Linked DNA regions of Homo sapiens: region 1 is linked to region 2. Evidence: chromatin loops called from intact Hi-C (ENCODE). Cell type or tissue: endothelial cell of umbilical vein. All regions are shown on one strand. Each heading gives the region's core, and the rest is flanking DNA. Links, peaks and the distances in the headings are about the cores only. Region 1 overlaps ARSB (arylsulfatase B). Region 2 overlaps SCAMP1 (secretory carrier membrane protein 1).

What was found. A loop is a pair of places that touch in the nucleus more often than their neighbours do. Peaks named below come from ENCODE experiments on the same cell type or tissue, not always from the same donor. Only the 100,000 strongest peaks of a DNase experiment are listed, where the experiment ranks them.
Region 1: a loop joins it to region 2, with 4 times the contacts of the local background. A loop is called at or near these places in 59 of 110 quality-filtered maps.

The regions. Positions count from the first base shown.
Region 1 is chr5:78,963,434-78,966,363 of GRCh38, forward strand. ARSB (arylsulfatase B) reads right to left here. Exons shown (of 8, transcript NM_000046.5): 3 at 983-1,173. Among named protein-coding and RNA genes, the nearest start is that of ARSB, 20 kb to the right of the region's middle. In endothelial cell of umbilical vein, for the core only: no CTCF peak of the experiment used is centred there; a DNase peak (open chromatin) is centred at 1,658.
Region 2 is chr5:78,466,272-78,469,201 of GRCh38, forward strand. The region is part of intron 8 of SCAMP1 (secretory carrier membrane protein 1); the gene reads left to right. Among named protein-coding and RNA genes, the nearest start is that of SCAMP1, 110 kb to the left of the region's middle. In endothelial cell of umbilical vein, for the core only: CTCF peaks have their summits at 1,659 (motif pointing right) and 1,861; a DNase peak (open chromatin) is centred at 1,720.

The DNA.
Region 1 (2,930 bases), core at 236-2,735, 500 kb after region 2:
CAGGAAATTGGAAGAACCAGGGAGCACTGCATATTCTATAATTTGTTGTGTCAGGGTCCCACTGAAGTATTATTTTTATGGGTGTTCTTAATGAAGCCATATTTTGAGCCCAGTGTCTGACAATACAAATATTTGTTCCCATTTCAAAAGCATTTATAAGCTAAATCCAGAGAACTTAGCTTAAACTTTACCTCATGAAGTTAACTCTAGGTTAACAAAATAATCATAATAATAAGATTATTCATGTGTTACACAAAAGCATCAGTATAGTAAATGTGAAAAATAAGCTCATTGGTATACCAGGTATATGGATTAGAAGACCCAATATTGTTAAGACATCCATTCTCCCCAAGTTGTTCTATAGTTTCAAATATAAATCCAAGCAGACACTTTGGGCAGGGGGGAGCTGGCATATAGAAATTGACTAGATGATTCTAAAATTAACATGGAAATGCAAAAGATCTAGAATAGCAAAATATTCTTGTAGGGAGGAAGTACAAGGTTAGAGGAACTGCCCTGATCCCAAAATTTATGGATCCCTTAACCAAAAGTTTGTCATAATAAAGCCTCACCTTACACCTAAGCCAATCATTTTTTAAGTCATTTTATTAATTACTCACAGCACATGCACGTAATATACCAAAATTTTTAAACTATATTTCTATTGAAATACTACCAACATAGTATTCCTCAAAGTGTGATCTGGGGACCACTCTTAAGAATCACCTTTTAAGAGTTTCTCTAAAATGCTGATGTACGGATTTCTCCCACGCCTAATAAATCACACCCTAGAGGTGGGCTCCAGGAATCTTCCTTTTTAACAAGCTTCCCAGGCTGATTCTGGGATACTGTATAATTTGAAAAGGACTTCCCTAGAATTTATTAGATTTTTCCCTAAACAACAATGGCCTTTTCCTACATTTGTCTGAAAAGACATTAGTGTAACAAGATTTTGCTATCAGTAAATAGAAGCAAAACTTACCTTCTCTGGTGGATGGTTAGTTATGAGGGCTATAGCCCTTTTGGTGAATATGTTTGTTGAATACATATTTTTATATCCTGTTGCAACTTCTTCGCCATCTCGAAAATCAAGAGCACATCGTGTGACATTCAGAGCGTCAATTAATGTACAGCGTTCATGGGAATAATAATCTTCACTACCCAGGAGATATCCTGCAAGAATGGAAGACGAAAATAGTCAGCATAGCATAAAACTTGTTAAACAAACTAATGTTTCAGCATTTAATTGCCTAATGCAATTGATTACCCGTGACGAGGCTAATCAAATGACAAGGCTAATCAGCACCATTTCTCAACATGTCTATATCTGGTGGCAGAAGGCATTAAAACATTACTGCATAAAAACTCAAATCTATTCCTCATTCGCCTTTAGAATATAGGCGCTATCATGTAACACTAACAGTTTTTTTTTTTATCAGAGTTGAAACTCAGTAAGGGTGATAAAATCTCAATCCTTCAAAGCTATATAATGGTAAAAATAATGTACAGTTAATGTGACTTGTTACAGGTTTTTACTCTAAGGTGATCACATAAATGAGTGCAGGATTCAAACAATGTTTGTTGTTACTGATGTTGCGAGACTGGCTTCAAGGTTATTTACAGAAGTGGTTCTAGGAAGAGTCATCTTTAGTCAGATGCTGACACCCACTGGTGAAAGATACAAACCTTTCCTAATAGAGGATCTCTAGACATAACAGAGCCAACAGATCAAACTAAAGTGAGCACTGAAATAAGACTTTTCTACCTAAAATGATCTCAATTTCACCCCAGATTTAAATGGCATCAACGGCCTATCCCATAATTTAGACTTCACATGGAAGAAAATGGGTTTTCTCAAATATAGTTGTTTCTGCAAATGTTCCATCTTTTCTATATTTTAAAATATTATATTTCTATATTTTAAAGTATTAAAATAAGCTGTGCTACGTATGATTCCACTTGTATTAAATGCCCACAACATGTAAATCTATAGAGACAGAAAATAGATTAGTGGCTGCCTAGGGCTGGAGGGACTAGGGGGAAATGGGGAGTGATTGCTGAGGTGGATGAGTTTCTTTTTTGGGGATGATAAAAATGTTCTACAATTGGATTGCCATGATAGTGGCACAACCTTCTGAATTTATTAAAAATCATTGAATTGTACACTTTAATTGGGTGAATTGTATGATATGTGAATTATACTTTGATAAAGTTATTAAAAAGAAATATTTGCTAGACTCTTAGCTATCTCCTGACATATACTGCTTATTAACCTTAAAATGAGGATGATAAAATTGACCTAGCTCTTTCTTCAGTCCTGAACTTTCCCTATAATGAAAATTAAGAGCTTTACATAGTTTATATAATAAATCAATTCATTTTAAATTAAATTCTCCTTTTCTATGACTCAATAAATTCAAGATCTTGAATACAATTAATACTTTGGTCTTAAAATAACTTTTATATGGCAATCTTTTCTCCTATGTATATAATGGAAAACGAAATACAAAGTACTTGTTAATTAATGTGTAACAGAGAAAGAAATGTATCCATAAAAATAATTTCAGCCCTTACATGGGTGATTAGAATGTCAGAACACTGGAGGTCTATTTAAGGTTTTTAATAACTACTGGGCATTAAAGCTTGAGGAAATCACTTCAGGTTCTTTAACTGTTAAGTGTGAGCTGCTTTCTATCAGTTAGCAGAATATAGGACAGATACACTTCATTAGCAAAGGCATGAACTACAAATATTTAAAAGATAATACAGATAGGAGAATTCCAGAAATAAAACTATTCACATACTTGGCAAAACTAATACCAAGCAACCATGTGACAATCACATGAAGCTTTTCTTCATAATAATGATTCACAAATTTGAACTTCAATACTGAGCCTAAAGATGATGGCAGCCTATGCTTTTGGGGGAAA
Region 2 (2,930 bases), core at 275-2,774:
AAGAGAAATAAATTGGTGGGCCCCCCAATTCAGTTATTTAATGGCCATGATAGAGGTAAGTATAGGGAGCAGAGGGACACCTATCAGGTTTTGGAGGTCTTTTTAAGTATTGCCTCAGCTGAGATATAATGATGGCTGCTCATCATTATAGTTATCTAAGCAAAAGAATAAGGGACAGGGAAGAGGATAAGAGGGATAAGGAGGTACCAGAGAGTGGGGATACCACGTTCACATCTAGTTGTAGGAAATAACATGGCAAATTCAGGGAATTAAATGTAGCTCAGAATGGATGGGAGATAAAACATGGTGTGTGAGCTGGGGCTAGGAGAATTGTAGGTTGTTGGTATTGGAAGATGAAATTGAACACGTAAGTATAGTTTTATCCTACAGGGTCTTGTTAAGAAGTTTAAATCTTCTCCAAAAAGTGGTAGTGAGCCATAGAAGAGTTTTAAGGAGGAGAGTAATTGAATTGATTAGATTTGAATTTTAGAAGCATTTATTCTGAAATACATTTGGGATTTGCGGGGCCGAGCAGTCGTACTTGGAAACACTTAGGAGACGGGCTAGGAAGCTGATTAGTAATGATGGTGGCCTGAACTGAGGAAATGTGAAGAAAATGTAGTCAAGAGAAAACGAGCAGGTAAGGATTAATCCAACTGGGCCTGGAAGTAGGGGACAAGATAAGACTCAAGGATGACACCCAGGTTTTTAGATGATGGACCATTCAAGAAGAGAGTACAAGAAAAATGGTTTGGGGATCAAGATGTTTTCCACGTTGACCTTGAATTTGGGGAGTTTAAATTAACTGGTGGGGCATTAAAATATAAATATTGAGTAGGCTTTTGTATATATGAGTTAGGAGCAAGGGAAGAACTTTAGGCTGGATTTCTAGACTGGAAAGTATTGACTTGTTGAAGTAAATGAAGCCTAGAAAGTGTATGGAGTCAGAAGAGGGCTTTGGGGAGAATACTCACAACAATTAAGACTCTGCTGTGGGTGAAGTATAAAGGGAACTTTAACCATCACTGGCAGTGGTTGAGGAATGTGTGGCACAGATGATCAATAGAGCCAGGGTGTGGAGGAAGTGTTTATTCTGTAGCTGTTCTATAATGAACTACTCTGTGCACACTCTGAATACTTTGACCAGCAGTTTTTTTCCTTTCCATTTTCCAGGTATACAGTTTTTCAGGATCCACCACACAAAGGAAAAGTTATAGAATGGTGCTCATATGCCAGGCATTGAAAAGAAATATGACTTTCTCGAATAAAAGTATTGATATGGATATCATGCAGCATACTCTAATATTTTGTTGTTGTTGTTGTTTTTACCTCATAGTTAAAGAAGTTACCAGAACTTCTGTTTATATGTGTTCACAAGTTCCTAAACTTCTCTGGGTCTCAGATTCTTTATCTGTGAAATAAGGAGTTTAGATGAGATGATTTTCTGTATGATTTTATGAAGTACGATAGGGATACTATAAGCTAAAATATAATTTGCACCAGCTTTCATATTTTAATAGCAGGCATTTCTCTTGCTGTAATAGAAATTAAGATCCAATTTTAAAAACCTAATTTTTCCTTTTTAATTTTCTGTTTCACACTTGGTCAAAACTGGCAGTTTAATGACAAAAAATCCTTTGCAGGTATGTAGCAGTATTTATAACCACTAGGGGTCATGCTTTTCAAGAACAGTTAATGCCCTCTAACCGTAATCTGTGCACGGTTTTGACTCTAGAATTGTTGGGTTTTATTAAGCTGTTCTTCTCTTAAGGTAAATGTGCTCTGTCCTATATATTTATCCTAATTGAAGTGAATAGGATTTTGGTAATTTCGTTGGCTTTCTGTTGTCTTGCATAACTGAAGTGGGTCATCATTGGTGCTGCAGGGCCCAGTATGAGATTGTGCTGTTTGTTTCCCCCACAGTGTTGTTTTATACTCCACATTTCAAATATTGAAAGAATATATGTCTCCTATACATCTGCATGGAGAAGGGTCTAGTTTAGTCCTTATCTTTCACAAATAGATTTCTTGTTTTCTTTCAGATTATTTCCAAATGGTGTTTTTACAAAAGCTCCTCTTTCTATTAGAACTATCAGAAAGAATTGAGTAATGGTTTTGGGCCAAGCAGGGAGTTGTTATAAATGTGTCAAATAACAGTAAATGAATGCATCACAGGAGACTATGGATCAGGGAATCCAAAACTTTTCCCTTCTGTTAATTGGTATGGCTAGAATAACTTAATATGGAAGTAATTAATAGATGATATATCATTTGTATTCCTTTTGGGACCTGATTTTGAATGATTATCACTTCCATGAAATTTGTTCATAGACTGTCATGTTCACATTAAGTAGTTTTTAATAGTGAATTTTTTGCATTTTGAAAGAATTTTAGAAAAAAGTTATTTTACCTCTTTAAAAAACAAGTTTTCTGAAGTGTTTCAAATCTTGTTTATTTACTACAGTATATATTCTGCAGATACTCATTTTTGTGGGAGCGCTGAATTGGGTCTATGATAGAGAACACTGTGATTAAGTCTCATTAGTTGGTGTTTTATGGTAAATGCTTTGTGAAGATATCCTATTATATATAAAGTGATAGTTTTCTTAGGTGAAAAGTGACTCTTACAGTTATCCCTCTATATGCAGGGGATTGGTTTCAGAACCCACACATCCATATACCAAATCTATGCATACTCAAGTCTTGGAGTCAGCCCTGCAGAACCCATGTATACAAAAAGCCTTCTGTGTACTTGGGTTTTACATCCCATGAATACTGTATTTTCTATGTGAGTTTGGTTGGAAAAAAATCACATATTATAAGTGGACCTGCCCAGTTCAAGGATTATCATCTATACTTTCTTGAAAATATTGTTATCATTCACCTCTCCCCCTTGTCTCTTCCACTTTGTAACTTTATTTATGACCTAG